Linked DNA regions of Homo sapiens: region 1 is linked to region 2. The links are chromatin loops, found by intact Hi-C in ENCODE. Cell type or tissue: adrenal gland. All regions are shown on one strand.

What was found. Hi-C counts contacts between places; a loop is a spot of excess contacts. Peaks named below come from ENCODE experiments on the same cell type or tissue, not always from the same donor. Only the 100,000 strongest peaks of a DNase experiment are listed, where the experiment ranks them.
Region 1: it touches region 2 in a loop (2.3-fold over the local background); 12 of 110 quality-filtered maps call a loop at or near these places.

What each region holds. Positions count from the first base shown.
Region 1 is chrX:40,180,282-40,188,281 of GRCh38, forward strand. No RefSeq gene overlaps it. Among named protein-coding and RNA genes, the nearest start is that of LINC03099, 79 kb to the right of the region's middle. RefSeq lists a silencer at 1,852-2,031. In adrenal gland, no CTCF peak of the experiment used is centred here; no DNase peak of the experiment used is centred here; H3K27me3 peaks cover 68 bases.
Region 2 is chrX:40,244,347-40,252,346 of GRCh38, forward strand. No RefSeq gene overlaps it. Among named protein-coding and RNA genes, the nearest start is that of LINC03099, 15 kb to the right of the region's middle. In adrenal gland, no CTCF peak of the experiment used is centred here; a DNase peak (open chromatin) is centred at 4,619; H3K27ac peaks cover 872 bases.

The DNA of each region.
Region 1 (8,000 bases), 64 kb before region 2:
CAAGGTTTTGCTCTGTCACCCAGGCTGGAGTGCAGTGGTGCAATCACAGCGCACAGCAGCTTTGACCTCCTGGGCTCAAGTGATCCTCCCACCTCAGCCTCTCAAGTAGCTGGGACCACCATGCCTAGCTAATTTTTTATTTTTTATAGAGACGGGGGTCTCACTATGTTGTTCTAGCTAGCCTCGAGCTCCTGGGCTCAAGCAGTCCTCCTCCCCAGCCTCCCAACGTGCTGGGATTTACAGGTATGAGCCACTGTGCCCAGCCTGGCCACCTCTTGCTGCAAGAAGGAAGCTGCATGTCTCAGTAAGTTCAGGCTGTTATAACAAATTACCAATTTGGGTGGTTTAAACAAAGAAAAAAGCAATTCTCACAGTTCTGCAAGTCCAAGATTACGATCAAGGTGCTGAGAATCGCTTGAACCCAGGAGGCAGAGGTTGCAGTGAGCCGAGATCTCACCACTGCATTCCAGCCTGGGCGATGGAGTGAGACTCTGTCTCAAAAAAAAAAAAAAAAAAAAAAAGAAAGAAAAAAGAAAAATCAAGGTGCTGGCAGATCTGGTGTCTGTTGAGGGCCTGCTGGAGCCGTCTTCTCATCGCACCCTCTCATGGTAGAGAGCAGAGAGAGGAAGCAAACGCTCTCCTGTCTTTTTTATAAGGACACTAATACCATTCATGACCTAATTATCTCCCAGTGGCCCCATGTCCTAATACCATCACATTGGGGTTAGGATTTCAACATACGAATTTGGGAGGGACATGAATATTCAGTCCATGGCACTGAGAAATGTCATCTTTTAGCTTGGGTACATTGTTATCTCAAATTACGAAGGAAGAGCAGGGGATGAATATTGGTGTAGGCAACTGGCCACCTCTGCTCCTAGTCTCATAGAGAGTATGAGAACATTAAGCATGTGGGTGGAGAAGATTCAGTAGAGACCTTTTGGGGTCTAGTCCTGGTTCACACCCCTGTCGCTGGGGGTCGGGATGCCAACAGCTTCTATGTAGCTGTAGCTACCACCAGATAAGCTAGTTCAATTTTTTTCTCCTGGGAGCAGTGGATTGGGAGAGAGAAGGCTGGTTAGTCAGGACAGGGCTGGCTCCATGGGCAAGCGACCCGTGCAGTCACATGGGCCCCATGCTTGGGGTTATTGCTCTGTAGCTACCATCTTGAAATTCTGGGAAAAAAGTCCAGGCGCGGTGGCTCACGCCTGTAATTTCAGCACTTTGGGAAGCCAAGGCAGGTGGATCACCTGAGGTCAGGAGTTCGAGACCAGCCTGGTCAACATGGTGAAACCCCATCTCTACTAAAAATACAAAAATTAGCTGGGCATGGTGGCACACGCCTGTAATCCCAGCTACTCGGGAGGCTGAGGCAGGAGAATCACTTGAACTCGGGAGGCGGAGGTTGCAGTGAGCCAAGATCACGCCACTGCACTCCAGCCTGGGCAACGAGAGTGAGACTCCGTCTCAAAAAAAAAAAAAAAAGAAAGAAAGAAAAGAAAAAGAAAAGAAAAGAAATTCTGGGTAAAATGATGATGTCCATGTCTTTTTTTTTTTTTTTTTTTTTAGACAGAGTCTTGCTCTGTCACCCAGGCTGGGGTGCAGTGGCAAGATCTCGGCTTACTGCAAGCTCCATCTCCCAGTTTCACACCATTCTCCTGCCTCAGCCTCCCGAGTAGCTGGGACTACAGGCGCCCGCCACCACACCTGGCTAATTTTTTGTATTTTTGGTAGAGATGGGGTTTCACCGTGTTAGCCAGGATGGTCTCGATCTCCTGACCTCGTGATCTGCCCGCCTCAGCCTCCCAAAGTGCTGGGATTACAGGCGTGAGCCACTGCGCCCGGCCAATGTCTATGTTTTATGAGTAAAGTATGATGAGACAACAAGGCATACACCAGAATCTTGCTGTTTCTGCTCATGCAGGGACCTACCTCCTGCTGCTTCCTGGCTCACCTCCCTGAGATGGGTCCACAGATGCCCACTCCCCAGTCCCTGGAGAGCCCTGGGCCCTGCCCAGACTCCCGCACGCCACCCTAGCCTTGGGACTGCTACTGCCCTCTGTCCCTGGCAGGGGCCTCGGTGCTAAAATTGGGAAGATCAGGGTCGTGGTCAGATATGTTTCATGGCATCTTGGGGTGGGACAAGGTGGTAGCCTTCCCTCCCCAGGCTGGCAAGGCCACACACATTTGGCAGGGGCCTCTCCCCAACCTGTGCACCAGGTGCACAGTGTCCCAGCACGAAGGTTGTGATTTCTTGGAGGCTGCCTGACTGCCATAGATTGGGGCAGTGGGCCTGGAAGAAGGGGAGATTGATTTCTTTGCCTGGGGCCCCGCTTATTTTATTTTGTTTTATTTTTTTGAGACAGGGTCTTGCTCTGTCTCCTAGGCTAGAGTGCAGTGGTGCTATCATAGCCCACTGCAACCTTGAACTCCTGGGCTCAAGTGATCTTCCCACCTCAGCCTCCTGAGTATCTGGCACTACATGTACATGCCGTCATGCCTGGCTAATTAATATTTATTTATTTATTTATTTATTTATTTATTTATTTATTTTTGTAGAGACAAGAGTCTCACTGTGTTGCCCAGGCTGGTCTCTAGCTCCTGGTTTCAAGTGACCCTCCTGCCTTGGCTTCCCAAAGTGCTAGATTACAGGCACGAGAGCCACAGTGTCTGGCTGGTCCTGCATTTTAATTTTTTTCTGGGCTCTGCAGATTATGTAGTCTGTTCTGACCACAGAGCCATTGTGTTTGAGTCTGTGTATGCCAGGCCAGGGAAAGCCAGTCTGCAGAAAAGCAGGGAAAAATTAAGCCGAAGTGCAATAGAGCTCCTTCAGAAACATGTGGCTCCAGAGAGAGGGCAAACATAGGCTCCTGACACGATTTCAGTGCCTGGGTCCTGGCCCTGGGAGGCCTGGCTGCACTTTTGCTCCTGTGTTCTTCCAGTCAGTTCCATTCTCTTCCTTGCACTACCATGAATGGATTTCCCTGATTGCCAACTAAAAGTTTCCTAACCAAGACCAAAATAAAAAAGAAAGAGCTTGGCTTGCAGTTCCAGCCCTAACTTTGCCATTTAACTAGCTATGTGACATTGGGCAAGTTAGTTATTCTCTCTGAGCCTTTGTTTCCTCAGCCTTAAAAAACTACTGGACATGATAGTACCAGTGCTATCAATTGCGATGAGGATTATCTGTTTTGTTTTGTTTGTTTTATTTTTTTGAGACAGAGTCTCACTGTATTGCCAGGCTGGAGTGCAGTGGCACGATCTCTGCTCACTGCAACCTCTGCCTCCCGGGTTCAAGTGATTCTTCTGTCTCAGCCTCCCGAGTAGCTGGGATTACAGGCACCATGCCCGGATAATTTTTGTGTTTTTAGTAGAGATGGGGTTTCACCATGTTGGCCAGCCTGGTCTCGAACTCCTGACCTCAAGTGATTTGCCCTCCTCGGCCTCCCAAAGTGCTGGGATTACAAGCGTGAGCCACCGCACCCAGGCCCTTCTTGTTAATAGAAGGATTGAAGGCACAAAAACATGCAGGACATTTAGAGTGAAATGACTTCCTTCTCGCACTGTTTTCTCCATACTTAAATACTGTTTATTTGAATCTGGTTAACTCTAGTAGGTAGAATAGGGCTGCATAAGATGGGTGTCAGGTTTGAACACTGGACAGGCTTGCTTAGTGCATTTCTAGACTAAGGACTAAACCTATAAGGTGGATATTCCAATTATCTATTGCTGTCCAACGAACAATCCCAAAACTTGGTGGTTTACAGTAGCAACTATGTCAATATATCTCATGGTCTTATGGGTCAGGAATTGCATCAGGACAAAGATGGATGATTCTTCTGTTCCACATGGGGTAAACTGGAGTCACTCAGTGGTACTCAGGTGGTGAATGTGGTCTGGACGGGGCCAAATCAGCCTCATGTACATGTGTGCTGCTTTGGTGGGGAAGGCTGGAAGTCTGGGCCCAGCTGGAACTGTAGAATGTGGTGCCCTTCCGTAGCTTCTCCAGCATGGTGATCTTAGGGTAGCAGCACATCTTCCATGGTGGCCCAATTTTGCAGAGCGAACCAAAAGACCAAGACAGAAGCTAGCCTTACACATCATGCAGTATTACTTCTGTTGATTCAATTAGTTACAAAAGAGTCACAAGCCCACCCAGATTTAAAATCAAGGCATTATACAAGGGTGTGAATACCAACAGGCATGGGTCTTTGGTGAAGGGGCATCTTTGGAGACTGGCTATCACAGTGGACTGATCATTCATAAAATCTGTACCCTTAGTCCTGGGTGGCAAAGTGTGACTGTGGATGGGAGAGTTTGGATCCATTCCCATTCATCATCGTAAGGGTTCCAACAAATCCTGAGTGAGGACCAGGAGATGGAAAGACTCTGGGGAACATCAGCCTCTGCAGAGTATCTGAGAGCTAAGCGCCTGGGCTTTGGATGTTAAACCTTAGTCCTGGTTCAAAACCAGCCTCTTGGGCTCTTGAACTTATGAAAAGTCTCAGATTCCTATGAGGGAGTTACTATAATTATCCCTGTTTTCTATAAGAGGAAGCTTAATTAAATTGCCCAGAGTCACAGCTAGAAGATGGTACAGCTGGAATTTGAAACCAGATATTTTAACACCAAAGCAGTGGACATTTTACGGTTTACAGTTTAAGTAACTTTTCTGAGGTCATGGTAAAAGCGCTTAGCAAACTTAGAAGGGAATGGAAATTCCTACGTCTGATAGGAGTATGTATAAGCAAAACTTGCAACAAACAGTATATTTAATGGTAAAATATTGAAAAATTTCCCCCTGAGATCAGGAACTAGACAAGAATGCTTGCTATCACTACTTCTATTCATGATTATACTAGCGGTCATAGCCACTGCAATAAAGCAAGAAAAAGAAATAAAAGGCCTCCAGATTGGAAAGGAAGATATGAAAGCGTCATTATTTGCAGATGGCATGGTTGTGCACACAGAAAATACCAAAGAACCTACAATTCAACTATTAGAATAAATGAATTCATTCTGAATAGCATTTTTGTCAGGAAAAATCATTTATGAATTCATCAATGTCACTGAATTTAATGTAGAGGATCTATTGTGAGGATTCAATGAGAAATTTATATCAGATACTAAACCCTTACCTACTTGCTCCTCACAACCACCTCTCTTTGGCCTGTGATACTGGTCACACTTCTTCCCTGACATCCTCTTTTCTCTGGCTTCCTTGACACTATTCTCCTTGTGTCCTGTCCTCATCACCCTCCAGATTCCTTTCCCAGTCTCCTGTTCAGGTGTCTGCTCCCACAGTGTCAGGCATGCTTAGGGTTCGGTCCACAAGCAGTGCTGTGTCAAGCACAGCTCCATCATGTTCTGTGTGGATAGCACCTCCTGTGGTTGTCTGACACCTTCATCATTTCTTCCTTGGACTCTCACTGACCTAGTCTTCAGCTCTCCTACCTCCAGTCTTGTTCCCTTTGCATCCATCTGTCACACAGCCCCCAGGGTGAGCTTCCTAAAATGCACAGCTGATCTTGCCATCCTTTCCCTGTTTAAATTCTTTCAAGACCTTGAGACACCTTGACTAAGTTTAGCATCCTCTGTGCGGTGGTTTTTTTTTTTTTTTTGAGACAGAGTCTTGCTCTGTCGCCCACGCTGGAGTGCAGTGGTGCAATCTCGGCTCACTGCAAGCTCCGCCTCCTGGGTTCACACCATTTTCCTGCCTCAGCCTCCCGAATAGCTGGGACTACAGGCACCAGCCACCACGCCCGGCTAATTTTTTTATTTTTAGTAGAGACGAGGTTCCACCGTGATAGCCAGGATGGTCTCGATTTCCTGACCTAGTGATCTGCCCGCCTCGGCCTCCCAAAGTGTTGGGATTACAGGTGTGAGCCACCGCACCTGGCTTTTTTTTGAGACGGAGTCTTGCTCTGTCACCCAGGCTGGAGTGCAGTGGCACGATCTTGGCTCACTGCAAGCTCCGCCTCCCGGGTTCACGTCATTCTCCTGCCTCAGCCTCCTGAGTAGCTGGGACTACAGGTGCCCGCCACCACGCCCAGCTAATTTTTTGTATTTTTAGTAGAGACGGGGTTTCACCATGTTATCCAGGATGGTCTCGATCTCCTGACCTCGTGATCTGCCCACCTCGGCCTCCCAAAGTGCTGGGATTGCAGGTGTGAGCCACCGCACCCAGCCTGTGCAGTGGTCTTATAGCCCCCGTGATCAGTCTGCTGCTCGCTGCTAATGTGCCATGTTCTCACTTCCATGCCTGTCTTTTTTTTTTTTTTTTTTTGAGATGGAGTCTTGCTCTGTCGTCCAGGCTGGAGTGCAGTGGCGCGATCTCGGCTCACTGCAAGCTCCACCTCCTGGGTTCACGCCATTCTCTTGCCTCAGCCTCCTGAGTAGCTGGGACTATAGGCATCCACCACCACGCCTGGTTAATTTTTTGTATTCTTAGTAGAGATGGGGTTTCACCATGTTAGCCAGGTTGGTCTCCATCTCCTGACCTCATGATCTGCCTGCCTCGGCCTCCCAAAGTGCTGGGATTACAGGCGTGAGCCACCGTGCCCGGCCCCATGCCTGTCTTAATTTGGGTACCTCTACAAGCTGATTCTGAGCCAAGGGTTTTTGAGCATAAGTAAGATGATCCCAGGAATCACAGTGAGGGCATGGGAATTGAGACAGGGCAGGGAGGAAGGCCAGTAAAGGGTGCATTCGTGAACAGGTTACCTATATGGGCAATTGGGGTTCAATCCTGCCGGTGACCTTCTGGGGTCCTGTGTAGCACATCCTTTAGGACTGTCCCAGCAAGGGGTGAGGAAGCAGGAGTATTTATCCACCAACTCCCACACAGGGGTGTGCTAGTAAACCAGCTTTCTGGTAGAATTTAAAAAGTCCCAATTTGTAGTGTTTGCCGATTGTCATGGTATAAATATTCCTACTAGGGCTGATTCCAGGCTCTCAGTTTTAGCAGTTGGCTGGCAAATTTTCCAAATATTTAACAATCCGGCTCTCCAGAGCTAGTACTGCTGCCCCAGCACACCACTGCCCTCATTCCTCATGAGTTAAGGGTTATCTCTGGGAAGCTGAGCACTTAGGATCTGCCCCCACACACAGTGTCTAGCTGAGCATGCTTCTGAGCCAAGAGAACATCCTCAGGTGGAGTGGCAGGAAGTCCTCATTGTACTTGGGAAGTCTTTCCAAGTGGCTTCCAGAGTGGATGGAGGGAAATGGGTGGGCACCATGGATCGCTTCAAGGGCTTTGCACAGGCTATTCACTCTGCTTGGAATGCCTGCTCCTTTTTTTTTTTTTTTCTTTTTTTGAGACAGGATCTTGCCCTGTCACCCAAGCTGGAGTTCATTGGCATGATGATGGCCCACTGCAGCCTTGAACTCCCTGGCTCAAGCAATCCTCCCATCTCAACCTCCTGAGTAGGTGGGACTATAGGCTCACACCAACATGCCTGGCCAATTTTTTAAAATTTTTTGTAAAGACGGGGTTTTGCTGTGTTACCCAGGCTGCTCTCCAACTCCTGGGCTCAAGCAATCCTTCCACCTCGGTCCCCCAAACACCCAAAGTGCTGGCATTACAGGAGTGAGGCACCGTGCCCAGCAACCTACTCCTTTATTTTTTATTTTTTTTAGACAGGGTCTCGCTCTGTCACCCAGGCTGGAGTGCAGTGGCGCAATCTCGGCTCACTGCAGCCTCAACCTCCCAAGTTCAAGCGACCCTCCCACCTCATCCTCCAGAGTAGCTAGGACTACAGGCGCACAGCATCATGCCTGGCTATTTTTTTTTTTTTTTTTTTTTGTAGAAACCGGGTTTCATCATGTTGTCCAGGCTGGTCTCAAACTCCTGGGCTCAAGTGATCCGCCCGCTTCAGCTTCCCAAAGTGCTAGGATCACAGGTGTGTGCCACCGAGCCTGGCCGCCTACTCCTTCTTAATCCCCTTGCCGATCTCCTGCTTATCCTTTGATCCTCAGTTACAGTGTCATCACCTCTGTGA
Region 2 (8,000 bases):
TTAGGCTTCTGGTGTGCCTGGGATGGCTTTGATTTTGAAATTACTTAGACGATAGGCAGACTTTTCCTCTCCTCAAATTCGCAGCTCAATCTGATAAACACATCTGCTGCAAGTCCTGTTTTGGCTAGTTTGGGGCACACCAAAGGACAGCGTACTTTTTATGAAATAAATATCTAAAAAGCATTTATGTGACCCAGCCGGAGTTGGGAAGAATGGAAAGTATCACAAGATATTCCGTGCACACGATATCTAATCTCCTTTTTATACAGAAGAAATTCAAATGAGCCTCTGCCATTAAAACTTTGATTATCAGAAACTTCGTTTTAATCAGAGCTTGCCATAAACGCCGCGTGCTCAGCTGACTTGTGTATTTAACATTCTTGATATTATACGCTGTTCCAATTATCCAAATTTTTCTTAAACTCAATTTCCTGGGGCCTCTTGGTGTTCAGCTAATCAAGCTTTAACTTTTTAAAAAAGTGTTTATCTCTGGGCTTTCTCTATACACATTGTGTATATATACACACAGGGACCAGATCTAGGAAGATGCCAGGGTGCATTTTTCAGGCTGCCAAATGCACACTCATGGTGTGGGACTTTGCTGATAAAGGAAAAACGCTGGACAGTTGGAAATTTAAATGCTGCCAGCTTTATTCTCGACCACCTCAATGCCCTGCCTGAACAACTGGCCTCATATTCATACCGCCAGCCCGGGCCACTCCACACTCCCCCGTGGCACCTGGTACTGACCACCGGAGGCAGATGGCGCACTCTATGGATGCAGATTTTGCTGGCTGCCTGCTTTCCTCTGCTGTCTTCCCAGTCGCTCAGAAAGATTAGCTTTCAGTGATGTGGTTAGCATACACAGCACTCATAACTCAATCCAGTATATCACACAATCACAGGAAATACCGCGTGTCATTACAACGTGCATGCTTCTGAGGCAGTCCCCCTGCACAACACACATCGTGGCATATGCACATGCACATATTGCACCCAGACACACACACCCTCCATTCTGCACCCACAATTCATTGTGCAGGCTGTTGCATATTTGGGCAACAGAGCAGTTTGGGGAGAGGATTGACTTTTTTTTTTTTTTAATCTTTGTGGCTACTTTGCTTTCTATTCTAGGCTCGGTCCACAGGGGTCAAGAATTGTTAAGAAAGTCCATCTTGGCCTCAGTCCATTCTAGCCACCGGAAGTGTTGGAGCCAGTGATTGTGTTCTTTCACTTGAGGGAGGGCAGGTCAGCTACAGCAGGCCCCCCGCTGCCTGCCTCGGATCCAGCATGATTGCATCCCGCAGACCGGCCGCGCCAAGCCAAGCCAAATGTCCACTCAGCATCTTCTGCGCATGCCTAGCAAGTCCCTTTGCCCTTTGAACCAAGCTCTTTTCTGCCATCGGAATGTTCTTTCCCCCTTTTTCTGTCTATTGAAATCTTCCCCTTTTCTCAAAGCCCACTCAAGCCCCACCTCCCTTGAAGAGGCCAGCTGGAAATGATCTCTCTCTCATTTCAGCTCCTCGAAGCCCTTATTCTCTATAGCACTTCTTAGATCCAAAGTAAACACTACCATTGGGTGTTTGGGGTGTTTTTTTGTACGTGTAAGAGCAGGGACGTTGCCTTGTGCTTCTCTGCCTCCTGATGGAGACTAAATATGATGACTTGCACATAATAGGCATTCAACAAATGTTTGTGGTTGATGATACTGCTACTAGCAGCTACTGTTGATTGAACACCTATTGTGTGCCACGCATTCTCTATAGATAATTCTATTTCATCTTTTTGTTTGTTTTTGAGACAGAGTCTTGCTCTGCTTCCCAGGCTGGAGTGCAGTGGTGCAATCTCAGCTCACTGCAACCTCTGCCTCCCGGGTTCAAGCGATTCTCCTGCTTCAGGCTCCCAAGTAGCTGGCACTACAGGCACCTGCCACCACACCTGGCTAATTTTTGTATTTTTAGTAGAGACAGGGTTTTGCCATGTTGACCAGGCTGATCTTGAACTACTGACCTCAAGTGATCCACCACGTCGACCTCCCAAAGTGCTGGAATTACAGGCGTGAGCCACTGTGCCTGGCCCTTTTTGTTTTTGATTAAGTAAATTTTACATACTTGATGCTTTAATATGTTCTCCTTACAAAGAATTAAAATTTAATGCATAGGGTAAAAAGTGAACGCTTCGGCTGGGCACAGTGGCTCACGCCTGTAATCTCAACACTTTGGGAGGCTGAGGTGGGTGGATCGCCTGAGATCAGGAGTTCAAGACCAGCCTGGCCAACATGGCAAAACTCTGTCTCTACTAAAAATACAAAAATTAGCCAGGTGTGGTGGCACATGCCTGTAATCCCAGCTACTCGGGAGGCTGAGGCAGAAGAATCTCTTGAACCCGGGAGGCGGAGGTTGCAGTGAGTCGAGATCGCGCCACTGCACTCTAGCCTGGGTAACAGAGTGAGACTCCGTCTCAAAAAAAAAAAAAAAAAAAAAGTAAACGTTTCTCCCATTCTGCCCCCACCTTCTTTATGCCCCCACCTTAATTTCCCTCCCCAGAGAACCCACTGTTAATAGTTTGGCCTACCAGACTTTTGCCTAATATATACAACTGTGATTCACAGTTTAAACTTCACAACATCTTAAAAAGTATTATTATTATTATTTATTTATCTTTAAATATTTTATTTTAAAAAATAAATAGAGATGGGGATCTCACTATGTTGCTCTGGCTGGTCTCAAACTCCTGGGCTCAAGCAATACACCTGCCTTGGCCTCCCAAAGTGCTGGGATTACAAGCGTGAGCCCCCGCACTCAGTCTACTTTCATTTTAGAGTTGAGAAAAATTGAGTCGAGAGGTTAATGAACATTTATTTCCAAGGTCACACAGGTAGTAAGTGGAAGAGCCAGGATTTGAACCTGGCCTTTGCACTCGCATCTGAATCATTGTGGGGCTTACAGAGTTGCCTCTGGACTGCCTGTATTGTAACAGTCCCTTACAGGTGATTCCAGTGTATGCAAAGGTTTATGAAAATACTGCTCTAAAAGCATCCAGGGCGGTCTCCTGCCTTCTAGCACCTGTCTACACTGCCCCATCCCACCCCCACCTGCTAGAGGGACAGCCAGAGGCAGTAGAGTGATGGTGTTGCCCACATGAATCACACCATCTGGATTCAGATCCTGGCTCTTCTACTTCCAACTGTGTAACTCCAGTAAATTAATTAACCTCTCTGGGCCTCATTCTCCCCATCTGTAAAATGGGGATGGTAAATAATAACACCTTACCCACAAGGTTGCTGTGAGGATTAAATTAGGTTAATGGACATAAGGCATTTAGAATCATACCTGGCCAAGTAGCAGCTGTACCCTTTGCTGCTGTTATTAGAGCTCAACTAATCTGGAAGCTTTCTGGGGAGCCCCTTAGGTCTCTCAGGCCATCATTTGACAGTAGGATCACAAATTGTAGTTCTCAGTGACATTCTCAGATTGGGTCTTTTTTGAGCTCAAACATCCTGCTTGTGACTGCCTGGAAAGACCCACGTGAGTGGAGGCCATTCCCTGTCCAATCCCTTCCAGTGACAGGCAGCTGGAAGGAGCTTCAGAGCATCCAGTGGCCTCCAGAGCTTTTTCTTATGTCTATCCTACTTCTCTCCTACTGTCTTTTGAGAGGCCAGCCCTTCGTGGGTGCCGTTGGCGTCCAGCCAGATTCCCTGTACTGGCCGGTGCGTACATCCCCAGACAGATGGCTTGCGGAGTCAGCCTTCTCTGGGGAATTGCTATCAGCCTCACCCAGGGATGACCATTTGGGCTTATGCCCTCCTTTTGCCCTCATGGGGGTGGCCTGCAGTCAACCAATGACTGATTTGGGGACAGAAAAGCCTGGCTGCCTTGTGTCAAGTATGGGGAGGAGTGTCGCTATGATGCCATTCATAATCCAGAACCCCCACCCCACCCTCAGTCTGACGCTAGACTTTGGCCAAATCCCAATCTTTGCTTGCCTTCCCCACCCCCACTCTGCTTCTCTCCATCCTTACCTTTATCTCCCGAGAGCCCTCCCTCCTCCATCTTTCATTTGCACAAGAATCCCTGTCTAAGGCTCTCTGCTTCCAGGGAACCTGACCTAAGATACCACTGGTCACCACGGCCTGCAGTAATAACCCTCGCAATGCATGGAGACTGTTACCAAGCCATTCCTTGGCCTCTCCGTCCCCACTTAAGTAATTAGTTCCCTCTCAGGGCTTATTTTCTAACCCTCTAATCAGAAGCTGGCATCAGAGGGAGAGGATGATAAATGAAATAGGGGGTGGTGGTGCCGCGTGGAGCTGAGCAGCACAGTCACCTGGGAGCCAGGAGCAGCGGGAAGCTCCTACTCAAACCGCAATGTCAGGACCACCGGCTGAAGACACTAATTTGCGTCTCCTTTCTGCACATTTACACCCTGAGGTCAGGAGACTTAATACCAAGAAAATAACATTAGTTAGTTCTGCTTGCTGCAGATACATTAAAGCCAACAGAGAGAAGGTTGGATATGTGGGAAATACAGAAGAGACTATTCAACCGGTTCATGTCGTGCATCGTAGATTTGGAGGGGCAGGAAGGCGCTGAGTGCACGCAGGCCAGGGAGGTGTGTCTGCCCTGGTCTATCACAGTATCACAGAAACAAAGCAGTTGCCAGGAACGGCTGTCCCGCCCCACTGCCTTTTGGTCCAACACTTTCTCGATAAATATCTGTTGACATCAGAGCCTTTGTCTTTCTCTCTGCAGTGCAGTTCCCTGAACAGTATCTCTCCAGAAACTGTTTTCTTTTTTTTTAAGATGGAGTCTCACTCTGTTGCCCAAGCTGGAGTACAGTGGTGTGATCTCGGCTCACTGCAACCTCCCCCTTCTGGGTTCAAGTGATTCTCCTGCCTCAACCTCCTGAGTAGCTCGGATTACAGGCGCCCACCACCACTCCGGGCTAGTTTTTGTATTTTTAGTAGAGATGAGGTTTCACCATGTTGGCCAGGTTGTTCTCGAACTCCTGACCTCAAGTGATCCGCCCACCTCGGCCTCCAAAAGTGCTGGGATTATAGGTGTGAGCCACCCATCCCAGCCCAGAAACTGTTTTCTAGGGAGCTAATACTGCTGTAATGGTGGACATTTCCCTTTTACCTTTCCTAATTCTCCGAAAGAAGCCAAGTGATACGTGACCTATTCCTTTCCTTTGGAGGTCAGGGTTTGCCAGTGGGTAGGGGACTCACAGCCATATTTACAGCAATAGGGTAACTGACATGGCCTAGAAAGGGGACAGCAGATATCATATTAAGGACACTTTTTGGTTATCTAAAAATTATTTATGATTTAAATACAAAACATGATACATTAGGGGGAAACATCAAGAAACACAAACACCTAGGGGCAATTCTAGCAACTTTCTGTATAAATTTTATTTCACAAATAAATGCTTACTCGTCCTTTTTTTTTTTTTTTAAGAGACAAGGTCTCATTCTGTCACGCTGTAACACAGTGGTGCGATCACGGCTCACTGCAGCTTTGACCTCCAGGGCTCAAGTGACCCTCCCTCCTCAGCTTCCCAAGTAGCTGGGAGCACAGGCACATACCACTATGGCTGGCTGATTTAAAAAATTTTTTGTAGACACAGGGTCTCGCTATGTTGCCCAGGCTGAAGGAGAACCTTTAATTTACTCTCAGCTAAGTTTTACTGAAGTTTGAAAACCATCAGTCCTGGGCAAATCTTCCAAACTCTTTCATAACTGGGTGTGTCCATGAGGATGATCCAACATCATTTACTGTTTTCTCTCTCTCTCTGTCTCTCTCTCTCTCTCTCTATATATATATATATATACACACACACACACACACACACATGTACTTCCACATACATACATATACCATTAATAGGTTTTATTTTCTAAAGCAGGTTTAGGTTTACAGGAAAACTGGGCAGAAAGTTTAGAGTTCCCATATAGTGCCCCCCAGTTTCTGCTATTATGAATATCTTGCATTAGAATATTGATTCAATATTGATGAACCACTATCGGTACTGATTATTAACTAATTGCTGTCACTTCTTAACTAATGTCCACAGTTTACATCAGGGTTCACTCTTTGTGTTATACATTCTACAATTTTCCACAAATGCATAATCACCATTGCAGTATCACACAGAATAGCTTCACTGTCCTAAAAATCTCCTCTGCGGCCGGGCTTGGTGGCTCATGCCGGTAATGCCAGCACTTTGAGAGGCTGAGGTGGGCAGATCATGAGGTCAGGAGATCAAGACCATCCTGGCCAACATGGTGAAACCCCGTCTCTACTAAAAATACAAAAATTAGCTTGGCGTAGTGGCACGTACCTGTAATCCCAGCTACTCGGGAGGCTGAGGCAGGAGAATTGCTTGAACCAGGGAGTGGGAGGTTGCAGTGAGCCAAGATTGCACCACTGCACTCCAGCCTGGCGACAGAGCGAGACTCCATCTCAAAAAACAAAACAAAACAAAAAAAAACAAACAAGCAAACCCCTCTCCTTCATGAGTTCATCCCTCCTGCCCTGCTCCATAACCCCTGGCAACCACTGATCCTTTGACTATCTCTATGGTTTTTCAATTTGCAGAATGTTATAGAGTTGGAATCACGCAGCATATGGCCTCTCCAGGTTGGCTTCTTTCACTTAGTAAGTGGCATTTAAGTTTCCTCCATGTCTTTTCATGGCTTGATGGCTCATTTCTTTTTGGCCCCGAATAAGATTCCATTGTCTGGATGTATATACCCCTTGCTATGTACTAGACATTGATGTCAGAGCTAAAGAGATTCAGAGGAGGCTAAAAATTGGTTTCTACCTTCGAGGAACTTCTAGTCAAGGAGAGAAGACATGCACCCATGCAATGTCATTAACATGAAACAGTAAGGCAGACACATCAGAAGACACACGTGAATGAAGAACCGCTGTGACACTTAGAAGGAAGGAGGGGTGACTGGGCACGGTGGCTCAGGCCTGTAATCTAAGCACTTTGAGAGGCTGAGGCAGGTGGATCACGAGGTCAGGAGATCGAGACCATCCTGACTAACACGGTGAAACCCCATCTGTATTAAAAATACAAAAAATTAGCCAGGCTTGGTGGCGTGCCCCTGTAATCCCAGCTACTCGGGAGGCTGAGGCAGGAGAATTGCTTGAACCCAGGAGGCAGAAGTTGCAGTGAGCAGAGATCGCATCACTGCACTCCAACCTGGGTGACAGAGCGAGGCAGAGGACGGACATGGGCTTTGAGGAAGGCAACGCTTGTCTTGGGGCTTTCTTAACTTTCTTTTTTGTTTTTGAGATGGAGTCTCGCTCTGTCGCCCAGGCTGGAGTGCAGTGGCGAGATCTCGGCTCACTGCAAGCTGTGCCTCCCGGGTTCATGCCATTCTCCTGCCTCAGCCTCCCGAGTAGCTGGGACTACAGGGGCCCGCCACCACACCCAGCTAAATTTTTGTACTTTTTAGTAGAGACGGGGTTTCACCGTGTTAGCCAGGATGGTCTCGATCTCCTGACCTCATGATCTGCCCGCCTTGGCCTCCCAAAGTGCTGGGATTACAGGTGTGAGCCACCGCGCCTGGCCTTTTTTTTTTTTTTTTTTTTTTTTGAGATCGAGTCTCACTCTCTTGCCCAGGCTGGAGTGCAGTGGCACAATCTCGGATCTTGGCTCACTGCAGCCTCCGCCTCCCGGGTTCAAATGATTCTCCTGCCTCAACCTCCCAAGTAGCTGGGACTATAGGCGAGTGTTACCACACCCGGCTAATTTTTTGTATTTTTAGTACAGACGGGGTTTCACCGTGTTAGCCAGGATGGTCTTGGTATCCTGCCCTCGTGATCTACCCACCTTGGCCTCCCAAAGTGCTGGGATTACAGGCGGGGGCCACTTCTCCAGGGCTAAACTCTTTATCTCTTTATTTGTTGGGGAAAGGGTTGGGAGTCCTGTTGCCTATACAAGATATGAACTGTGAGTGAACTCAACTCTGCTTGTTAGAGGCTAGC